2 separate regions of the Homo sapiens genome follow, and region 1 is linked to region 2. Evidence: chromatin contacts called from ENCODE Hi-C data. All regions are on one chromosome and are shown on one strand. The core of a region is the stretch at or near the end of the contact, and the rest is flanking DNA. Distances in the headings are between cores, read along the strand shown. Region 1 overlaps RORA (RAR related orphan receptor A). Region 2 overlaps RORA (RAR related orphan receptor A).

Region 1 (5,328 bases), core at 591-3,090, 530 kb after region 2:
CAGCCTCCTGAGTCGCTGGGATTATAGGCGCACACCACCACACCCGGCTAATTTTTCATATTTTTAGTAGAAACGAGGTTTCACTGTGTTAGCCAGAATGGTCTCGAACTCCTGACCTAGTGATCTGCCTGCCTCAGCCTCCCAAAGTGCTGGGATTACAGGTGTGAGCCACGGCACTCGGCCCAAGTACTTCTTAACTGCAGGACTTCTCAGAGGCTTTTAATATGGTAATGAGTGCTGTGCAGTGAGATGACTCAAATCAATATATAGCCAACACGTTTGATATGACCACAGAACCCATTTCCCTGAACACTTTTTATCACCTCCTAGAGCAGGGGTCAGAAAACTACTGCCCATGTGGTCTGATCTGGCCACTGCTTGTTTTCGTAAATTTTCACTGCCCACAGCCAACCTCATTTGTGTACATGCCGTCCATGGCTGCTTTCACACTGCAGCCGCAGCGATGAGTCATGAGACACGCACCCGTGGCTCACAAAGTCTAAAATATTTACTCTTTGGCCCTTTACGGAAAACGTGTACAAACTTTGTCCTCTGAAATATAGTTTGGGAACCTACTTCACTCATGATATCAATAATTCTAAAAAATTTCAAACAATTTTTAAAGTCAACATTGAGAAGTTTTCCATGGTTAGAATTTAATAATTACAGTCAATAACTCTCTTAAAGCATCGTGACAATAAAGTAGAAGGACACTGTGTAATTCTATATGGTCTCTGTCTTCAGGGAGCTCCCAAGCTAGTTTGTGAAAAAGAGAACTCAAGGCACAAACAACTGGGGGGCAAGAGATGTTCTAAACACTAAGAGGAGGCAATATGGCATAGTAGAAAGAATGCAAGCATGTGTAAGAGTAAAACATACACAGGGCGCAGAGTCACAAGAGTCAGGGGTTGGTCTTGGCTGTGATACCTTCTCCTGCGATAAGAGTAAGACCTGCTTTATTGAGCACTTACTATGTGCCAGGCACCATCCCAGTTGCTTTCCATGAAGGATTGCTCTTTAATTCTTATCATAATGAATAGGTACTATTATTATCCCAGTTTATGGGTGAGGAAACCAAGTCTTAGGTTGACTAACTTATTAAAATAAAGCACATACCTAGTAGGTGGTGAACAAGAGCCAAAACAAGTCTGTTGGTCAGCTAACCACCACGTTATAGTGGCTGCTGCTTAGGGGCAGCATATATCCTCTGCATTTCCCCAGAGGTGACAGAAGTAGTGGAGAGGGTAGTGCTCTCTAGGCTCTGACACACAGCCCATGTTTGCTGACTCAACAACCACACAACGTAATGCTATGGCACCTCAGGTGGCAGGGAGGGTATCGTGGGCTGGACTGATCTTCAGAAGGCTGCATCTGAGCAGGGTGTGGAAGGATGGCAGAAGGAAGAGGGGAGTGAGGCACTCAGGGTAGACAGAAGGTGATACTGCCACATCCTCCACTCAGAAGGAATCTGGAAGGTTTTGACAAATATGTACATTTTGGAGTGGGAACAGCAGAAAGTAGGGGCTGGCTACCTACTTTCCACTACCCCTATCCCCACTCCCCCTAGGGGGTGAGGCAGAGATAAGCACGCTTTGTGGGGCACACTGATCCACAAACTTGCAAGCCTGAGCTCCACTCAGCAGCAGCCTGGGCAGGATGAATGGTGGTGTGCAGGTGTTTGCGGCATGCATAGCTTCTCTTTCTCCTAGAGTCAATCCAGTGATCCCCTGCGAAAAGAATCCTCCACTTGACCTGAATGCTCTGTATTGGCACCTTCTGGACAGGAATCCTATCGGGTATTTCATCAAAGCATCCCACAGCAGTTTTAAGTGTGGCTCCATGAGAGTAAGACACCAGGACAGCTGTGCCACCTAGTGATGCTTGCCTGTACTGTCTGCATCCCAGAGAGTGGGAGAGGCTTCGGAAAGGACTGGTATTTGCTATTTTTGGCCAACACTTCTACATGCAAAGGAATCTGAAGTCTCCGCCTGGGCTTCAAAACATTTCTTGTGGCCTCACTGACCATTCCCGTGAGCCTCAGGGGACATGAGTGTCTTCAAGCTAAGAGGGAGCAGTCCAACTCTGCAGCACGAATTACCAAGGAACATACAACAGACACTTCCCCTCCTCCATTTCTGCCTTTCAGCAGAAAGGGAGGGTGCACCTCCTCTTACATCCTATTGTGGCTGCAATAACCTGCTTGCTTTCTTGTGCAGCCTGGAAGTCTTATGCACACAGCACCTGCTGCTTTCTAAACTAAATAGAAATGCTATCGTCTGCAGTCAGAAACAGAAAAGACAGAGGATGCCTGGTGAGGATCTGTCCTACATCCCAGAGTGCAAGAGTTAAAGGTGCTAACCATTAGTGTTATGTGGGTGCAGCTTATGCACACAGAGAATGATCAGTGTTTTCATTTAATAGGAACTCTCCTCCACTCCCAAACACAGCAGTGGAGGGAAAGGCCTTTTAAGCCTTATTAAGGTTGAGGAAAAACTCTGGTGAAATTATACTACATATTTTTGTTTCTTTCTCTATTTCAGATTCCTTGCAAGAGGTCCACTGGAAAGCTAGAATTCTAGAAGTCAGGATGGGAAAGCCTCATACGTAATGCTTTTGCTCCTTTGAATTACAGTTAACTCCAGTGGTGCCACTGACACTGCTTTCGCGTAGTGGTTCTAGTATCGTACGATGCTGATACAAGTAAGCTATGGCTATGTGTTTTCCGTAAGAAAGGAAAACATCACTCCAGGAGAGAAATGGAGGATGAATGATATTTATCAGATTGTAGCTTCTGAAAATGGATTTGCTTTACCAGATCAAAGACAGCCTGTTTCTACACATCACCAATTCTGTGGGAAACATTCCAGATATTCTGAGAGCGCATTTTGAGACTGAGTAGTTGGTTCCCTCACTGACTGTTTCTACTGTAAGTAATAGTATATTTCCATGCACTCTTGATTGGTATTATACAGTTCATCAATAAGACAAAAGCAGAAAAGAGGTACAAAGAGACCAACAGGGAAGAAAGACGCGAAGATGAAAACTTCAGCAGCATGCCACGTACAGTTGGCTTGGATGTACCCTGCACAAAAGTGTCCAGCCTGTACCTCGCTGACCTAGCTGTTCGCCGGTACAAGATTAAGGAAGTGACAGCTTTTCCTAATTCACTGAAAGTGCTTTGGGACTAAATTGTAGCACAGTATAAGTAAAGTATCCTAAGGGGAAAAGAAAACTCCATATTCATGATCCTTAATCTATTTTATTGATTAAAGATTTAGCCAAATACATCACTCCTGCTTTTGTCCCTGTAACAACCAATGCTGTGTTATCAGGAAGAGATAAAACCAGACCTGATCGGAGCTACTCAATCACTTGGTCCTGAATCACTCGCTTTTCACCCAAAGTCAACAGTCTTGATTCCTCATATTTTAAGGTGTTCATTGTAATGTACTGTTACTGTTTGCATACAGCTGTCAGCTGCAAAAACATTTTTTTTTTTGAACACAAAAATCAGGCTTTTGCCCCCCAACACCCACCCCCTTCCCGGGAGACTCCATGGTAGCCTACTGACTCACACTGACAAAAAGGACAAAGGCCCTGGGTTGTCTCTGCCGCCTGCCTGTCCAGATGTAATTAGGCCTCACACAGGTAACCCCTTGGGCAGCAGAGAAAGCTCAGCGAGAAGGCACGGGGTTGTGAATACAGTTTCACGATGATTTCCATGGCTGCCATGAAGGCTCTGATCAGCTACAAATGGGCAGATGCCAGGATGACCCTCCTGATTTCCTGGTCCCTCCTGGACCTGGATCTGGATCTGGATCTGGTGTCCAGGGAAGAGCAAAGACCAGGAGAAAGAGGTAGAATCCCAGCAACAAAGCCTGGGTATGCGGTCTTTGAGAATGCCTCAAGAAAACAAATTCTTGCTTCTCCCTTTTCAAGGGGCTACAGGGAGACGACACAGCTGATGGGTATTTTTGTAGCCAGATATCAAGTAGTGTTAACGTTGGGCATAGGTTCAAACAAATGTGCTCCGTTAAGAATCTACACAGCATGAAGAGTGTTTAGACTTCATGATATATATATATATAAACATTCTTCAGGGAGGGTTTCCTTCAGAAAATTCAATACTCAAGGAAAAGGAGTTAGGGACAGTTTATTTTGGTTATTTTCTTTGTTTGTTTTCTCCAAAGCTATTTCTTGAAAAAGGAATCCTTTCAAAGTAAATAAAGGAATCCTTTCAAAGTAAAATAGACTACATTACATTTTTATCCCAAAGCTGCTGGGTGGTAGGTGTGACTTGGAAAACTGTAGTTTGTTTCAAGCAAATCCACTTGGATTGAGCATGAAGGAAAATAAAATTAAAGGATGATGACGAATAAATGGAAATGTTTAAGGATCACTTTGGCCAGCATCTTCATACTTAATTGTTGCTTTTACATGTATGTAGTTTTTCCTGAACACAAGAGGAAACGTATGGTAATGTGAGGAACAGAAAGAATAAGATGGGAAACTAAACATTTGAAAAGAACTTTCATTTTCTGAAAAAAAAAAAAAATGTTCTCCCATAGATGCAACAGAATTAATCTTCATTAGTTAGCACAGCTATACTCTTCTTCTTAAATGTCTCAAATGATACTGTGACTTCCCTTAGAGAGGAGGAAATCAGAGGACAGCAGGAATAATTAAGACAGTAGGGCTAGGGGCATAGCAACAGGATTGGAACCCAAAGCCCCTGGATTTCTCATCCTCACTGAGGCACAAGAAACATCAGGCCTTTTGATTTAGGCTCCAAGCAATAATTAGCATCTAATAAGGTCCCTTCAATGAGGATTTTTACATTTATTTCCTATCACTAGTATATTATTTTAGATACTCTAATTACTTTTGAGGTGCTGGTGGTATATGAATAATATAGGTAAATGACACTACGAGACAAGGCACTGTTTGTAAATGGCCAAATTCTTTGGGCTGTACTAATCAAACAATGGTTGACTCTCCCTTTAACTTTCATCATGCATTTAAAACAGTTTTTTTTTGTTTTTTGTTTTTTGTTTTTTTTTTTTTTGGTGGGGGAGCAGTGAGGCAGCGTCTCACTCTGTTGCCCAGGCTGGAGTGCAGGGGTGAGATCACGGCTCCGTGTAGCTTCCACCTCCTGAGCTCAATCAATCCTCCCACCTCAGCTTCCTGAATAGCTGGGACTACAGGTGCACACCACCACGTCTGGCTAATTTTTGTATTTTTAGTAGAGACAGGGTTTCACTATGTTGCCCAGACTGGTCTCGAACTCCTGGGCTCAAGGGATCCACCTGCCTTGGCTTCCCAAAGTGC
Region 2 (5,263 bases), core at 839-3,338:
GTATGGTGTGGCATGGGCCCTGTCTCTAGGGATTTGTGAGTCCAGCACTCCCTCCTTAATCGTCGTTTTGCTTTCCTCGTTTCAGTTACTTGCGTCAACTGCAGTAAAAGAATATTAAGATATTTTGAGAGAGAGAAGGGAAGCAAAGAGAGACCACATTCACATAACTTTTATTACAGTATATTTTAATAATTGTTCTGTATTATTATTATTGTTGTTAATCTCTCATTGTGCCTAATTTATAAGTTCAACTTTATCACAGGTCTGGATGTATGGGAGAAAACAGTATCTAAAAGGTTCGCAGTTTCAGGCATCCCCATGAGGCTAAGGGGGGACTACTGTGTAACAAACTTCTTCCTTCATGACAGTCATTTCCAGATCTGTGTGTCTTATGGTACCTGATTAAAACAAATCCCAAATACCATTAAAACAGCACTGACTTCATACTAGGCACTCTATGCTTTATGTGGATTGTGTCATTCACTTGTGACAAGGGCAATATTGGGCAAATCCTATCATTCCCCTGGTTTTAAGGCTGAAAAAACAGAGGCTTAGAGAGGTGTAGTGACTTGCTCAGAGTCCTCGCTGTAGCATGGGGTAAAGCCAGGATATGACTTCACATAGTTTAACTCCAGAACTTACACTGTCATCTTGTTTTGTTTTTCTGCTTCTCTTGTGTGTCAAAAGAATTCCTCCTTAGTTGTTCTCATATGGGGCAACCATTAAATTAGGCAGTGTAAAAAACAAGTTATGCAGAATAAAGTAGCAAGAGCAATCTACTCTGAAATTAGTGTTTTCCCTCACTTTAGCACCTTTAGCTGACCCAGCTTCCTACCGCCCAGACATTTTACAAAAATCTCTCTCTGGAGTTGCCTCCTGATCTGGATTAGGAGTCACATAAGAAAATCAGTCTCATGAGTCCATCATTTTTCCTCATTTCTGACCAGAAGTATTCTGCCCCATTTGCTTCACCTTATTTCTAAATCACTCTAGCTCATTTAAACAAACAAACAAACAAACAAACAAACAATGAAACTTACTGCAAGGGCACAGAATAACTATCATTAAAGATGTCTGTGTAATTATGCCATAAGTTGCAAGGCAAACTCATGAAGCATTCCGTATGTTCTTTGAGCAGTGGCACTGTGGCTCGAACCAATGTCCAGCTTCCACACTATCTGCTTGGAAGAGGATTACCCTTATTTGGAAGTCTCAGTTTTGAGGATTTGGGGAAAGCAGGCACGCAAGCAGACACACCTTATTCTCTACAGCATCATTTATACCTCAACTAAGTCAGCTGAACAAATGCCTGCTGAAAAGTTCTGGGAGTGGCATAGCTAAGAACCAGAAAGGCGATCTTTCTTTTGGATTAAGTCAACAGAGTCATACCCACAAGGAGAACTATCAAATATCAGATGCGAGAGGTGAAGTGGGGTTATAAGGTGAGAGCTGAGAAGGGAGAAACAGGGTGAGTAAACCTCCATGACTCAGACGAATACTGAACTTTGCATTTCAGGAAGAATGAGGGTTTGGGTTGCTTCTTTTTCTTTTTAAAAACCTCTTCTTTTCAGTATTCCTTGGGGGGCGGGGTTCTCAGAGGATTAAGGGTTTGGAAAATTAAACAGATAAGATACTAAGAGTTAAATAACACATAAGAGGAAGAAGGATTAGAAAGAGGAAGAAGAAAAGTAGAAAGTGTGGTAGGTACCTTCCTACCTCAAGGTAGAAGTAGTGTGTTTCTAAGTACAGAGATAGATTTTGTCTGATTGGGGAGAAATCCTGCAAAAGGATTAGGAAGTGAGTGAGCTGAGAGATGAATTCCAGGGATTGGAGGTCATACAGAGAGCAGGGGAAGCACAAAACTAGGGCATGGAGTTTTGGGTGGAACTGAGGAGGCGTAAAAAAAAAGTGCTGAAGTTGTGAGCTGGGAAAGGTATCAAGTACATAATTTGGCAATTTTGTTATTTCTAAAAGATAAGCTAACAAATTACTTGGCTGTCATAAAAGTTCACTTTTTATGGATGTTAAAATACATGGAGATGTTCATTTACAAACATGGTGAGCTTGAGCCAGAGAGCCACCATGATACATTTCAGGTAGTATACGTTTAGTGTGACTGTGGCGCACTACCACCACCTAGTGGCAGCAGATTACCATGCAGCTATTGCAAATAGAAAATTAGAATAAAACAAACAGGCCTTTGGTGCTGAAAGACTTTGAGAGATTATCAGGTACAGCAGTTGACATATAGGTGATGCATCAGAAACACCCACAGAGCTTTTAAAAGATACACCTTAGATATATCAAACCAGAACTATATATCAAACCAGAAACTTTTGGCGATGTCGTCCAGGCATACATAGTAGTTTGAACAATGAGAAATTCCCATTTTTATAAGTCAAAAAAGAAAAAAATTGTCATTTTTTTTTTTTTGAGACGGAGTCTTGGTCCGTCACCAGGCTGGAGTGCAGTGGCATTACCTCGGGTCACTGCAACCTCTGCCTCCTGGGTTCAAGTGATTCTCCTGCCTCAGCCTCCCGAGTAGCTGGGACTACAGGCGTGCACCACCACACCGAGCTAATTTTTGTATTTTTAGTAGAGACAGGGTTTCACCATGTTGGCTAGCATGGTCTAGATCTCTTGACCCCGTGATTCGCCTGCCTCGGCCTCCCAAAGTGCTCGGATTTACAGGCGTGAGCCACCGTACCTGGCCACAATTGTCATTTTTATAGTAAATATTTTTTAAAAGCTCCCCGAAGACTTTGACTTCCTTTTGTTAAGAACCAGAGATTGATTCGAGTTTTCTGATTTGCCAAAAACAAAAATGAAGTTTAGAATGTTAAATGACTTGTCCAAGGTCCCATGGCTGGGACTCAATCTCTTGTCCTGATTTTAAGTCCAGTGCCCTCTTACTTATATGTATCTTCTTCATTGTGGGACAAACAAAACAATGTCACACATTCTCGATTTCCTGACACAGAGTCCCTACATATCCACCTTTTGTTTCAATTCCTACTGTCTCAAAGACATCTCTCCAGTGTTCCTCCCTTATTTCACCTAGCTTTTCAAAACGCCTTGTGCTTTTATTTCTGATACGTGTCTTACCTTCTCTGGAAATTCTATTCCCTAATACTTTTTCTTTAAAAAAAATGACTGTATACTATGAATTTTTCACTGATCCCATTAGATGGGCGCTTGGCAAACTGGGACAGAGGCCATGGTGTTTAGGAGAAGGCTCATACCAGGTTGCAAGAGCTGAGTGCTAAAATGTCAGGAATTTTGTTATTAAGGCTAGTTATTAAATCTGTTATTACACATTAACTGATGCATTCCTGACATAAAAAATTAACTACTTTTTAATGATTATTTTACTGTTATCAATGTTCTTCAGGTTGTCTACATCAATTATCCTTATATCTGAAGGTGGAAATACTATACCATGCTGTGCATCCCTTCCCTACTCTGTATTCTGTGAAAGAGCGGGTCGGGTGGCTTGAAAATGGCCATTGGTGGGATTATTTACACCACAGAAATTGGCAAATGTTACAGATCAGGGTTTGATTTATTATTTTGCTTTATTGTCTAGATTTAAAAAGTGATGGCCCAATGCAGTGGCTCATGCCTGTAATCCCAATACTTTGAGAGGCTGAGGCAGGAAGGTGATGGCCCAATGCAGTGGCTCATGCCTGTAATCCCAATACTTTGAGAGGCTGAGGCAGGAGGATCACTTGAGGCCAGGTGTTCGAGACCAGCCTGGGCAACATAGACCCTGTCTCTACAGGAAATAAAACAATTAGCCAGGTGTAGTGGCATGTGCTTGTAGTCCCAGCTACTTGGGAAGGTGAGGTGGGAAGATTGTTGGAGCCAGGAGTTTGAGGGTGCAGTGAGCTATGATTGTACCACTGCATTCCAGCCTGGACAACAGAGTGAGACCCTGTGTCTTAAAAAAAAAAAAAAAAAAAGACCAGGTGTGGTGGCTCACACCTGTAATCCCAGCGCTTTGGGAGGCCGAGGTGGGCAGATCACGAGGTCAGGAGTTCGAGACCAGCCTGACCAACATGGTGAAACCCTGTCTCTACTAAAAACACAAAAATTAGCCAAGCTTGGTGACAGGTGCCTGTAATCCTAGCTACCCAGGAGGCGGAGGTTGCAGTGAGCCGAGATCACACCACTGCACTCCAGCCTGGGCAACAGGGCGAGACTCTGCCTCAAAAAAAAAACACAAAAAAAAAAACTGATGAAAATTATAATAATGCAGATTAAACTTAACAGTACATCATATCCAGTGCTCCCATTGTGAATAACATAAAAAGTGGAAGAAATGTTCTTCTGGTATTTGAAAACTATTAACTGAGTCAGCAAGGAAGTGGTTCATGTCATTGTTGGCGAATGAATGAAGTTCCAAAATGTCTTCGTTGTTTCACTCCCTTCTTAGTCATTAATGTAAACAAAATATCAACCAACATTCATGTTGGAACTAGTCTTTCCTCAGTTGTAACCATGCAGATAGATGTAGGAGTTCAGCAAAAATCATGAGAGCATTCAGTGAGAATCATTTGTCTATATGAAATTTAAAATAAAGAATATTGTATATTTTATTATTGTTTGAAAATTATGTGAAATTATATCAATGAGATAGATACCAAAGTTATCTACATACAGATAGACACTTTTTGCTTTCCAGAGAGCCAGTTGTTCACAGCTTACCAGCATGTGGCTGGCCTGAGCCTCATCCTTGCTGTGTCACCAGCTCTCCATCACGTTGTTTCAATGCTTCCCCCTGACTTTGGATAGGCATTCACCCAAAGTTGTGGTTTGGCCTTCTAGAGCCCCCATTGACTTTCTGGAACAGAATATATATATTTAGAGATACGGTCTCTGTCACTCAGGCTGGAGTGCAATGGAGTGACCACGGCTCACTGCAGCCTCAACTTCCTGGACTCAAGTGATCCTCCCACTTCAGCCTTCTCAGCAGCTGGGACCACAGGTGTATGCCATCATGCCTGGCTAATTTTTAAATTTTTTGTAGAGGAGACAGGGTCTCGCTTTGTTGCCCAGACTGGTCTTGAACTCTTGGCTTTAAGTGATCCTTCTGCCTAGGCCTCCCACAATGCCGGGATTACAGGCATGAGCCACTGCACCCGACCTAGAAGAGAATGACCCACAGCCTGTTTCCCAGCTGTCCTCTCCAGTGTTTTCTTGCTCAGTGACAGGCATCATCTTTCCCTCAGTTACTCAAGGCAGAAAGATGGGCTTCACTTAA

The links. Hi-C counts contacts between places; a loop is a spot of excess contacts on that map. Pooled maps may share reads with other maps.
Region 1: a map of Caco-2 shows a loop between it and region 2 (3-fold over the local background). The contact joins two enhancer-like sites. A Hi-C loop is called at or near these places in 4 of 168 maps with a recorded cell type or tissue (Caco-2, Right ventricle myocardium superior, chondrocyte and 1 more) and 4 of 50 pooled maps.

What each region holds. Positions count from the first base shown.
Region 1 is chr15:61,049,776-61,055,103 of GRCh38, forward strand. All of the region lies in intron 1 of RORA (RAR related orphan receptor A), which reads right to left. All of the region lies in intron 1 of LOC107984805 (a long non-coding RNA gene), which reads right to left. Among named protein-coding and RNA genes, the nearest start is that of RORA, 180 kb to the right of the region's middle. RefSeq lists a silencer at 189-348. Within about 2 kb of position 1,841, at least 2 of the 41 ENCODE cell types and tissues checked have a DNase peak (open chromatin) inside an H3K27ac peak, as active enhancers do.
Region 2 is chr15:60,518,828-60,524,090 of GRCh38, forward strand. All of the region lies in intron 3 of RORA (RAR related orphan receptor A), which reads right to left. All of the region lies in intron 3 of RORA-AS1 (RORA antisense RNA 1), which reads left to right. Among named protein-coding and RNA genes, the nearest start is that of RORA-AS1, 42 kb to the left of the region's middle. Within about 2 kb of position 2,089, at least 5 of the 41 ENCODE cell types and tissues checked have a DNase peak (open chromatin) inside an H3K27ac peak, as active enhancers do.